Linked DNA regions of Homo sapiens: region 1 is linked to region 2. Evidence: read pairs that join two places in POLR2A ChIA-PET (ENCODE). Cell type or tissue: MCF 10A. All regions are shown on one strand. Links, peaks and the distances in the headings refer to the core of each region. The heading gives the core; the rest is flanking DNA.

Region 1 (5,372 bases), core at 288-5,287, 91 kb after region 2:
TTTTTTTCTAATTTTGTGAAGAATGTCAATGGTAGTTTAATGAGAGTAGTGTTGAATCTATAAATTACTTTGTGCAGTATGGCCATTTTCAAGATATTGATTCTTCCTATCCATGAGCATGGAATGTTTCTCCATTTCTTTGTGTCCTCTCTGATTTCCTTGAGCAGTGGTCTGTAGTTCTTCTTGAAGAGGTCCCTCACTTCCCTTGTTAGCTGTATTCCTAGGTGTCTTATTCATTTTGTAGCAATTGTGAATGGGAATTAATTCATGATTTGGCTCTCTGCTTGCCTGTTGTTGGTGTATAGCAATGCTAGCAATTTTTGCACATTGATTCTATATCTTGAGACTTTGCTGAAGTTGTTTATCAGCTTAAGAGCTTAAGGAGCTTTTGGGCCGAGATGATGGGGTTTTCTAGATATAGGATCATGTCATCTGCAAACAAAGATAATTTGACTTCCTCTCTTCCTATTTGAATACCTTTATTTCCTTCTCTTGCCTGATTGCCCTGGACAGAGCTTCCAATACTATGTTGAATAGGAGTGGTAAGAGGGGGTATCCTTGTCTTGTGCCAGTTTTCAAGGGGAATGCTTCTAGCTTTTGCCCATTCAGTATACTATTGGCTGTGGGTTTGTCATAAATGGCTGTTATTATTTTGAGGTATGTTTCTTCAATATCTGGTTTATTGAGAGATTTTAACGTGAAGGGATGTTGAATTTTATTGAAGGCCTTTTCTGCATCTATTGAGATAATCTTGTGGTTTTTGTCTTTAGTTCTGTATATGTGATGAGTCACGTTTATTGATTTGTGTACGTTGAACCAACGTTGTAACCTGGGGATGAAGCTGACTTGATCATGGTGGATGAACTTTTTGATGTGCTACTGTATTTTATTGAGGATTTTTGCATTGATGTTCACCAAGGATATTGGCCTAACGTTTTCTTTTTTTTGTTGTATCTCTGCCAGGATTTGGTATCAGGATGATGCTGACCTCATAAAATGAGTTCAGGAGGAGTCCCTCCTTTTCAATTGTTTGGAATAGTTTCAGTAGAAACAGTACCAACTCTTCTTTGTACCTCTGGTAGAATTCAGCTGTGAACCTGTGTGGTCCTGGGCTTTTTGGTTGGTAGGCTCTTTGTCAAAGTCTTAATTTCAGAACTCATTATTGGTCTATTCAAGGATTCAATTTCTTCCTGGTTCAGTCTTGGGAGGGTGTATGTGACCAGAAATTTATCGAATTTTTTCTGGATTTTCTAGTTTATGTTCATAGAGGTGTTTATAGTATTCTTTGATGGTTGTTTGTATTTCTGTGGGGTCAGTGGTGATATCCCTCTTATTTCTGATTGTGTTTAGAGTGTTTCAAGGTTTTTTCATGTCTCTATCTCCTTCACTTCAGCTCTGATCTTTGTTATTTCTTGTCCTCTGCTAGCTTTGGAATTTGGTTGCTCTTAGTTCTCTAGTTCTTTTATATATATGTGTGTGTGTATATATATATATGTGTGTGTATATATATATATGTATAAAATACTTGAAGTTCTAGGGTACATGTGCACAATGTGCACGTTTGTTACATATGTATACATGTGCCATGTTGGTGTGCCTCACCCATTAACTCGAACCTGATGTAAATGACGAGTTCTCTAGTTCTTTTAGTTGAGATGTTAGGTTGCTAACTTTAGATCTTTCTAGATTTCTGATGTGGGCATTTAGTGGTATAAATTTCCCTCTTAACACTGCTTGAGCTGCATCGCAGAGATTCTGGTACGTTGTCTCTTTGTTCTCATTAGTTTCAAAGAACTTCTTGATTTCTGCCTTAATTTCACTATTTACTCAACAGTCATTCAGGAGCATATTGTTCAATTTACACGCAGTTTTGTGGTTTTGAGTGAATTTCTTAATCTTGAGTACTAATTTGATTGTGCTGTGGTCTGAAAGACTGTTATGATTTCAGTTCTTTTGCATTTGTTGAGGGGTATTTTACTGCCAATTATATGATCAATTTTAGAGTAACTGCCATGTGATGATGAGAAGAATGTATTATGTTGTTTTGAGGTGGAGAGTTCTATAGATATCAGGTCCACTTGATCTAGAGCTGAGTTCAGGTAGTAAATATCTTTGTTAATTTTCTATCTTGATGATCTGTCTAATATTGCCAGTGGGGTGTTAAAGTTTCCCACTATTATTGTTTGAGAGTCTAAGTCTCTTTGTAGGTCTCTAAGAATTTGCCTTATGAATCTGGGTGCTTCTGTATTAGTTGTATGTATATTTAGGATAGTTAGCTCCTCTTGTTGAATTGAACCCTTTACCATTGTGTAATGCCCTTTTTTGTCTTTTTTGATCTTTGTTGATTTAAAGTCTGTTTTGTCAGAAAATAGGATTGCAACCCCTGCTTTTTTCTGTTTTCCATTTGCTTGTAAATTTTCCTTCATCCCTTTATTTTGAGCCTATGTGTGTCTTTGCACATGAGATGGGTCACTTGAAGACAGCAATACCAATGGGTCTTGGCTCTTTATCCAGTTTGCCATTCTGTGTGTCTTTTAATTGAGTCATTTAGCCCATTTACATTTAAGATTAGCATGTGTGAGTTTGTTAGTTATATGTGAGTTTGATCCTGTCATCTTGATGATAGCTGGTTATTTTGTAGACTTGTTTATGTGGTTGCTTCATAGTGTCACTGGTTTGTGTACTTCAGTGTGTTTTGTAGTGGCCAGTAACAGTTTTTCCTTTCCATATTTAGTGCTTCCTTCAGGAGCTTTTGAAAGGCAGGTCTGGTGGTAATGAATTCCAGCTTTTTCTTGTCTGAAGAGGATCTTATTTCTCCTTCACTTACGAAGCTTAGTTTGGCCAGATATAATTTTCTGGGTTGGAATTTCTTTTCTTTAAGTACGTTGAATATTGTCCCCCAGTCTCTTCTGGCTTGTAGGGTTTCTGCTGAGAGGTCTGCTATTAGTCTGATGGTTTTCACTTTGTCAGTGACCTGACCTTTCTCTCTGGTTGCCCTTAACATTTTTTCTTTTATTTCAACCTTGCAGAATCTGATGATTATGTGTCTTGGGGTTGATCTTCTCATGGAGTATCTTACTGGGGTTCTCTGCATTTCCTGAATTTGAATGTTGGCCTGTCTTGCTATTTTGGGAACATTCTCCTGGATGATTTCCTGAACTATGTTTTCCAGCTTGGTTCCATTCTCCCTGTCTCTTTTAGGTTCCCCAGTCGTAGGTTCAGTTTCTTTACATAATCCCATATTTCATGGAGGTTTTGTTCATTCCTTTCATTTTTTTTCTCTATTCTTGTCTGCCTGTCTTATTTCAGAAAGATAGTCTTGAAGCACTGAGATTTTTTCCTCCTCTTGGTATATTCTGTTATTGCTACTTGTGATTGCATTGTGAAGTTCTCGTGTTGTGTTTTTCAGCTCCATCAGGTTGGCTGTGTTCCTCTCTAAACTGGCTCTTCTGGCTATCAGCTCCTGTATTGTTTTATCATGATTCTTCGCTTCTTTGCACTGGGTTACAACATGCTCCTTTAGCTCAGCAAAGTTTATTATTATCCACCTTCTGAAGCCCACTTCCATCTATTCAGCCATCTCAGCCTCAGCCCAGTTCTGTGCCTTTGCTGGAGAGGTGTTGCAGTCATTTGGAGAAGAGGCACTCTGACTTTTTGAGTTTTCAGCATTTTTACGTTGATTCTTTCTTATCTTTGTGGGCTTCTCTTCCTTTGATCTTTGAGGTTACTGACCTTTGAATTAGATTTTTGTGGGGTTTTTTGTTGATGTTGTTATTGTTGTTGTTTTCTGTTTGTTTTCCTTTTAACAGTCAGGCCACTGTACCGTAGGACTGCTGTGGTTTGCTGGTGGTCCACTCCAGACTCCAGTTGCCTCGGTTTCTCCAGTACCTTGAGTTATCACCAGTGAAGGCCATGAAACAGCAAACATGACAGCCAGCTCCTTCCTCTGGAAGCTCTGTCCCAGGGGGGTACTGACCTGTTGCCAGCCCACATGTGCCTGTAGGAAGGAGCTAGAGACCCCCATTGTGAGGTCTTAGTCAGGAAGAATGGGATCAGAAGCCCACCGAAAGAAGCAGTCTGGCTGCTTTTTGGTAGAGCAGGTGTGTTGTATTTCGGGGGGACCCTTCCTTGTCCAAACCACCTGTATTCTTAACAGCCAGCAGGCTGGAGTGGCTGAGTCAACCAAACCTCAGAGATGGAGGCCACCCTTTCCCCCAGGAGATCCGTCCCAGGGAGAGATCAGAGCTCTATCCGTAGAACCCTGGCTGCAGTGGCTGAAGCCGCCACTGGGAGATCCTGCCCAGTGAGGAGGAATGGATCAGGGTCCCACTTAAAGAAGTAGTCTGGCACTGATCTGGCAAGGCAGCTGTGCTGCGCTGTGGGGAACCCTTCCCCATCCAGGCCATCTGTATTCTCCAAAGTTGGCAGGTTGGAATGGCTGAGTCTACGGATCAGCAGAGATGGTGGCCGCCCCTCCCCACAGGAGTTCAGTCCTGTCTCAGGCAGACTCCAGCCTGTTGCCTTTGGCTGGCTTGAATTCCAAGCCAGTGCATCTTAATGTGTGAGGTGCTGTGGAAGTGGGGCCCACAGAACTGCTTGGCTCCCTGGAATCACCCCCCTTCCTAGGGACATGTATGGATGGACTTGCCAGTGATCCTGGGTCTGGAGTATGCATTATAAAACTCTTGGGTTTCTGTGTGTGCCTGAGTGGCTGCTCTGCTGAGACTCCACACAGCTCTGTGTATTGGACCCAAGGTCCTGGTGGTGTGGGGTCACAAGGTGATCTCCTGATCCATGGGTTGCATAGATCTGTGGGAGAAACGTGGTTTCCTGGGGCAGGGTCACACAATCACTCACAGCTTCCCTTGGCTGGGGGTGGAGGGTTCCTTTGGCTGCATGTCACTCCCGGGTGGGCCGTCATCCCTCTCTACTTTTCTTCATTCTCTGTAGGTCAAGTTGTTTGCCTAGTCAGTCCCAATGGGAGAACCTGGATATTTCAGTTGAAGGTGCTGAATTCACTCACCCCTTTCATTCCTCTCCATTAGTGCTGCAGACTGAAGCTGCTTCTAATCGACCATCTTGGCCCCTCCCATATTTTTAGATTCTTATGAAATAGAGTGTTAGCTAATGCATATTAGGTAGTTCCTGAAATGGTTTCAGTGAATTATGTGTGCATATAAATGTGAAGCATCTAAATGATAGGTTGGTCTATTTAGTCCAGTTGCCGGTGTCAATAGGAGAATGGTAACTCTATTAATTTGTGTAAACAGTGCAATTGTGGTGACTATCTGGGGATTAGATACTGGGAACCTATTGACTGACAAATGTATAAGGTAGGGCTATTATTTCTTTACTTTTTTTGGCTTATAGCA
Region 2 (5,372 bases), core at 242-5,241:
TGGTTGTGAGACCGTGAGTAAGTTACTCAAACTCTCTGAGCTTCAGTTTCCTCATATGTCAAATGGAAATGATAATCCATATTTCTCACGAGTGTTGTCAGGATTTGATGAAATTATGCATGTAAAAGCACCTATTAGCACCCTGTGTATAGTGCTCATGCAATAAAGATTAGTGCCTTTCTCCATTGGCCCTCTCAGTCCACTCCCCATACCAGTCACCCTCACCAGGCCCATTGCATGCGCTGGCTACTACCCACGCTGCTCTTTTTTGCTCTGGGTGGAGGATGGCAATAGTCCACATCCTTGAATTGGAGACTGCAGTAGGCAGAATTTCTAAGAATGTCCCCAGGATTTTATGTTCTAATTCCCAAAACCTGTAAATGTGATAAGCTATCTCTCTCAGGGTTATAGTGCGTTATATGGCCCAGTTGACCTTAGAGAAGGGAGATTTAATGGAATATCATTTAACCTTTAAAAGGAAGGAAATTCTGACACATGCCACAACATGGCTAAAATTTCAAAATATGATGCTAAGTTAACCAAGCAAGTCATAAAATAATTGTATGATTCCACTTATATGAGATACCTAGAGTAGTCAAATTCACAGAGATAGAAAATGGAATAGTGGTTGCTAGGGGCTGGGGGTATGAAGGAATGCAGAGGTATTGTTGAATGGGTACAGAGTTTCAGTTTGGGAGGATGAAAAACTTCTGGAGATGGACGTTGGGGATGGCTGCACAGCAATATGAGTGTACTTAATCTCAACGGACTGTACACTTAATGGTTCAGTGGCCCATTTTCTGTATTTTACCACAATAAAAAAGGGAGAATATCTGGATGTACCTGATCTAATCACGAGTCCTTAAAAGCAGTGAACTTTCTCCAGCTGGTGGCAAAAGAGGAAGGCAGAAAAGAAAGGCAAAGTGATTTGAAGAAGTTGAGTCGCTGTTGCTGCTTTGAAAATGGAGGAAGGGGCCTGTGAGAAGAAATGCAGGCAACCTCTCAGGACAGCGAGCAGCCCCCAGCTAACAGCCAGCGAGGAAACAGGACCTTAGACCTACAGCCACAAGGAAGTGAATTCTGCCGGCAACCTAAATGAACTTGGAAATGGATATTTACTCAGCCTCCAGACAAGAGCCCAAGCCAGCAGAAATCTTGATCTTGCTTTTATGAGACCTTGAGCAGGGAACCCAGTTGAGCCCACCTAGACTTCTGATCTACAGAACTGTGAGCTAACAAATAGGTGGTGTTTTAAAGCTGCTAAGTTTGTGCTAGTGTGTTACAACAGTCATAGAAAGCTAATACAGAAGCCTTAGAGTTTTAGTCATGTGAGGAAGCACCATCGCCCTAGAAGGTTGTTGCTGTCAGCTTTATTCATTAAGATATTTCTGCATGCACATATTCAACATATTTGTTGCATGCCTCCTATGTGCCAGACACTGTGCTAGGCCTTGAGGATACAGTAACAGAGCTTAAACAGACCTGTGGAACTTGCAGCCTGGTCCAGGGACAGTATTCTTTCCCTCTGGCCAAGGCTAGAGGCTGTGACCTGCATGGGCAACCTGACCTCCAGCAGAGCATTCTGGCCTGTTGCCAGGTTCCCCTTGGGCCCTCTCAGCATCTGAATGCTTGGAACCATTCCCTAATGGTTATGATGGGAGTGACAGAAAGGAGCAACCACAGGAAGGAACAAACTGGGAAAATCTTGCTGAGGCCCAGAGCCTGGGCACCACAGTTCTGCTCCGTAACACACAGATACTTCGCAGGGGTGCCTGTGGGTGTGGGCAAGGCTCTTAGCATTTTGGGACAAGCTGAGGCCCAGACAACTTAAATAGAAGGGTCTGCCTGGTCTTCTGAAAGAGTAAAAGTGAGGAGGGGGATGAAGTGAGTGTTATCTGTGGCCATTTTCAAGGTTCCTAGTGAGCACTTGAGAGGGAGGCGCACGGTGGCAAATGTGCTTGGGGATATAGAGAATGTGGCTGGGGATGGTGAAAACCTGGCAAGAGATGGCAGGGGTGCACAGAAGAGATGGGCAGGAGCGCAGCCTTCTGAAGCAAAAAGAGTTGGAGTGGGATTCTGGGTGGAGAGGCCAGGGAGAAAGGGGCAACAGTGAATGAAGAGGCCCCAGCCTGGCCAAGCTCAGCAACTGAGAGGCTGGGTGGGGCCTAGGCTTTGGAGACTCAATCCCTCTTCCTTGGGGGAAGTGCCAGGGGTGGGGCCATGGACAGCTTAGCTCTCCAGCCCCTTAGCAGCCCTTCCTAACTCACTGGTAATCTGTTTATATGTTTATTTGCAAGATTGGTTTCTGCTTCAGTGAGGGGGGGCTTGGATCTCTGCCCTCAGGCCCTCAGTTCTGAGTTAAACTTCCCTAAGGAGCGGACTGCAGGCTCTCTGCCCCATTTGGCTGACTTTCCTCTGCCCTCTCTGTTCCTTGGGACCCTGACTGGTGGACAAGGAAGTTCCGGGTGGGAAGGGGGTCTGGTCTTCCAGGACTGGCCAGAGAAGCGAAGGGCTCTGGTTCCCTACAGGCCCAGACATCTGGGGCGGGGGTGGGGTGGGTCTGGGCAGGAACTCCGGCTTCATAGGAACCCTGAGAAAATCAAACTGAAATCCTGCCCAGGGAAATCTGCAGTTGTCCAACAAGAGCTTCGCTTTAATACATGTGGTAATTTTTTTGTTGTGCTTATTCAGACTGCAGCAGCTGCAGAGGGAGAGGCCCGTGAAGGGGGCAATGAGACTGGAGTGGGGTGGCAGGGTGGGGAAAAGGTAAAGGCCGCGTTGCCACGGAAGACCAGAGCCTAATGAGGGGAAAGCGGTGAGGTGCAGGCACTTGGGCCTTGGGAGAGGAAATCCCGGGGAATGCAGGACTGAGTCTGAAGACAGACAGCAAAGAGAGGGCCAGTGAGAGCCTGACTGGGGAGGCGCATGGTTTGGATGATGGTGGTGGGGGCCGAGGAGGGAGGGCGTGAGAAAGCAACCCTTTTACTGCTGATGGATATTGTCTCTTACCATAAGTCAGCATGTGAAGTATTTGTCTATTGCAAAACTGGAGAGATAAAATTCTGGAAGGTCATTCCCAAGGATAGGAGAGGGGCACCTGAATGAATCATCAGAGAAACCCAGGGGAAGTGGGTGGAGTTCGTAACCTGAACTAGGAAAGGCCTGATGATTCACTGGGCTCCAGGCCTGTCAATCCACTGTACTCTGCCAATGGTCTGAGAACTGAAGGTGTCCCTCAAACATGACACTGGAATTCAGTGAGTGCTGTAAAGGGGGAGGGGAGGGAGTTTTGAAACAGGAAGCGACAGGGAGTCTGCTACTGCCCTTTGAAGGGGGCTGACCTGAGTCATAGAGCTAGAAAGGACCTCGAGATCATCTGACCCAACCTCTTTGTTTTATACTCAAGGAACCGGCATTCAGAGAAGGGAAGAAATTTGTCCAAGGTCACAGAGTTAGTGAACTACGTAGACAAACAGGCTTCAGAAAGAGGCCACATAGGTTACTAGAGAGAATAGTCTCAGGTGTTAGCCCAGATAGGGTCTGCAAATACTTGGCAAACATAATGCCGCTTCTCACTCCTCTGTCCCTGGTGGACATTGCACCCCAATTTCAGTGCTGACGCTACTTTGAAGTCCTTCTTAACTGAGTACACTAGGCATTGACATGGAAAATGAAAGCAATTTGTAATTTCAGGCCTACAATAACAGCTGTGTGTGTCACAGAAGGGTAGAACTAGTCCTAATGTCTAATTCGTTAGATACCATTATCGAAGGCTCTTTGGGTTGCAAGCAACTGAAGGAAGAGTTACCCTCAGGAAAGACAGGAACCAGGACTGCTTTGTAGATCTAAACAGTGGCAGTTGGTGGCCCCTCCTCATTAAAGCACTGCTACTCATGAGACCCAGCTTCAATGACTGGCTGCCACACTTTGTGTCTCCCGCTGCCGGTTTAAAATTCCTTGGAGAGTGAAGTTGTTTGGACCGAGTTGTAAGAGATTTTTAAACCCTGGAACAATAAGTGATGGAGCAGGGACAGGTCTACTGGATAGAAAATCAGCAGTGACTGCCATAGGGGTGGCACCTCCGCAGGAGGTGTCTACCAGATACGCTTCAGGAAAACCTAAGGGGACCAAGAGAAACAGGCTGGAGTGAAGGTGGGCTTTTCAGAGACCAGAGCCTAGAGGCATCTAAGAGGAGTTACGGAAACATCTGCTAGGCTACTTGAAGTGCAAGAAAGGCCACTTTTGGGGTAGATAAAGGAGTATATTCCTTACTCTGGGACCAGGAACCAGGGTAGTTCTCTCAGGGGACAGAAAAGATACTCAGGACAAGTATAGAGTTTCCCAGGGCAAGGAGGTAATCTGGCAATGTCCCCCATCTCCCTTCACCCCTCCCCACTGCAAAGCCAAATTAATAAAGCGGATTCTGGAAAGGACAGAGAATCCCACCAGCCCTAATGGTGGCACAAACCCAAACTTTCCAGGCAATGAGTCTGAATAGCATGGTCAAGCATCCAATTCAGACAGGGCTGAGGCCAAGAATAGGAATGGGGATTGAATGCCCTATAATCTGCCGGCCAAATCCATCAGTGGAAAGATCTGAGATCCATTAGGAAAATAAATGTCTTCTGTAAACTCATTTATTTCTAGGGTTTTGTAATTCTTAAAAAATTGTTGTGTTCCCCTCAACTTCTGAGAAAAGTTCTTTTCAAAAACTCCCAGCTTGTCGTAGATCAATTCAAGTGAAAGGCTTGGGCCATAGAAGGGTCAAGACAGCTGGGAAGGTTTCAAGCTCCCAACAGGGAGGAATGGAGATGGCTGCGATGGGCCCAGTTGAAGTCTTAGGTAGAGAAGATGGAGGCAAGTTACATAGAAAGGTGGCATTTCTGAGACATAAAGTTTCTTCCTTAGAAACTTTTCTTTTCTTTCTTAGAGGGTGGATGTAGATGACTATGGTCTGTACATAAGACACTATTTGGAGGCTTTGGGTCTGAAGGCAAGATGGAGTTGATGAAAATTCAGGTTGGGGCCTTTTTAAGGAAAGACTACTCCTAGAGGAGTTCAATTCTTTTTCTCTCTCTCACCTTTGCCTCTGTCTTTGACTGTATATGTGACACTGTGCAAGTTACCTAACCTCATAGAGCCCGAGTTTTCTCATTTTTAAGGTAGAAATACCAAGTAGAGGGTTAAATAAGGATTAAATGAGATAATATGCAAACTGTTTAACATTCTTGGCCCAGAGCAGCAGATGATCAAAGAGTCTATAAAGCTTACTTTTTTTCCTTGCTTCTGTGTGTGTGTGTATCTTTATACCACATACTGCAGTAGAGGCTGGATATTCAGAGATGAAATGATAAAATCTCTGCCCTCAAGTG

What was found. ChIA-PET counts read pairs that join two places held together with the same protein. Peaks named below come from ENCODE experiments on the same cell type or tissue, not always from the same donor. Only the 100,000 strongest peaks of a DNase experiment are listed, where the experiment ranks them.
Region 1: POLR2A ChIA-PET joins it to region 2 with 5 read pairs; 3 of 35 experiments call an interaction of 5 or more read pairs at or near these places.

The regions. Positions count from the first base shown.
Region 1 is chrX:69,644,122-69,649,493 of GRCh38, forward strand. The region is part of intron 1 of EDA (ectodysplasin A); the gene reads left to right. Among named protein-coding and RNA genes, the nearest start is that of EDA, 31 kb to the left of the region's middle. In MCF 10A, for the core only: no CTCF peak of the experiment used is centred there; no DNase peak of the experiment used is centred there.
Region 2 is chrX:69,553,358-69,558,729 of GRCh38, forward strand. No RefSeq gene overlaps it. Among named protein-coding and RNA genes, the nearest start is that of NALF2, 52 kb to the left of the region's middle. In MCF 10A, for the core only: no CTCF peak of the experiment used is centred there; a DNase peak (open chromatin) is centred at 3,184.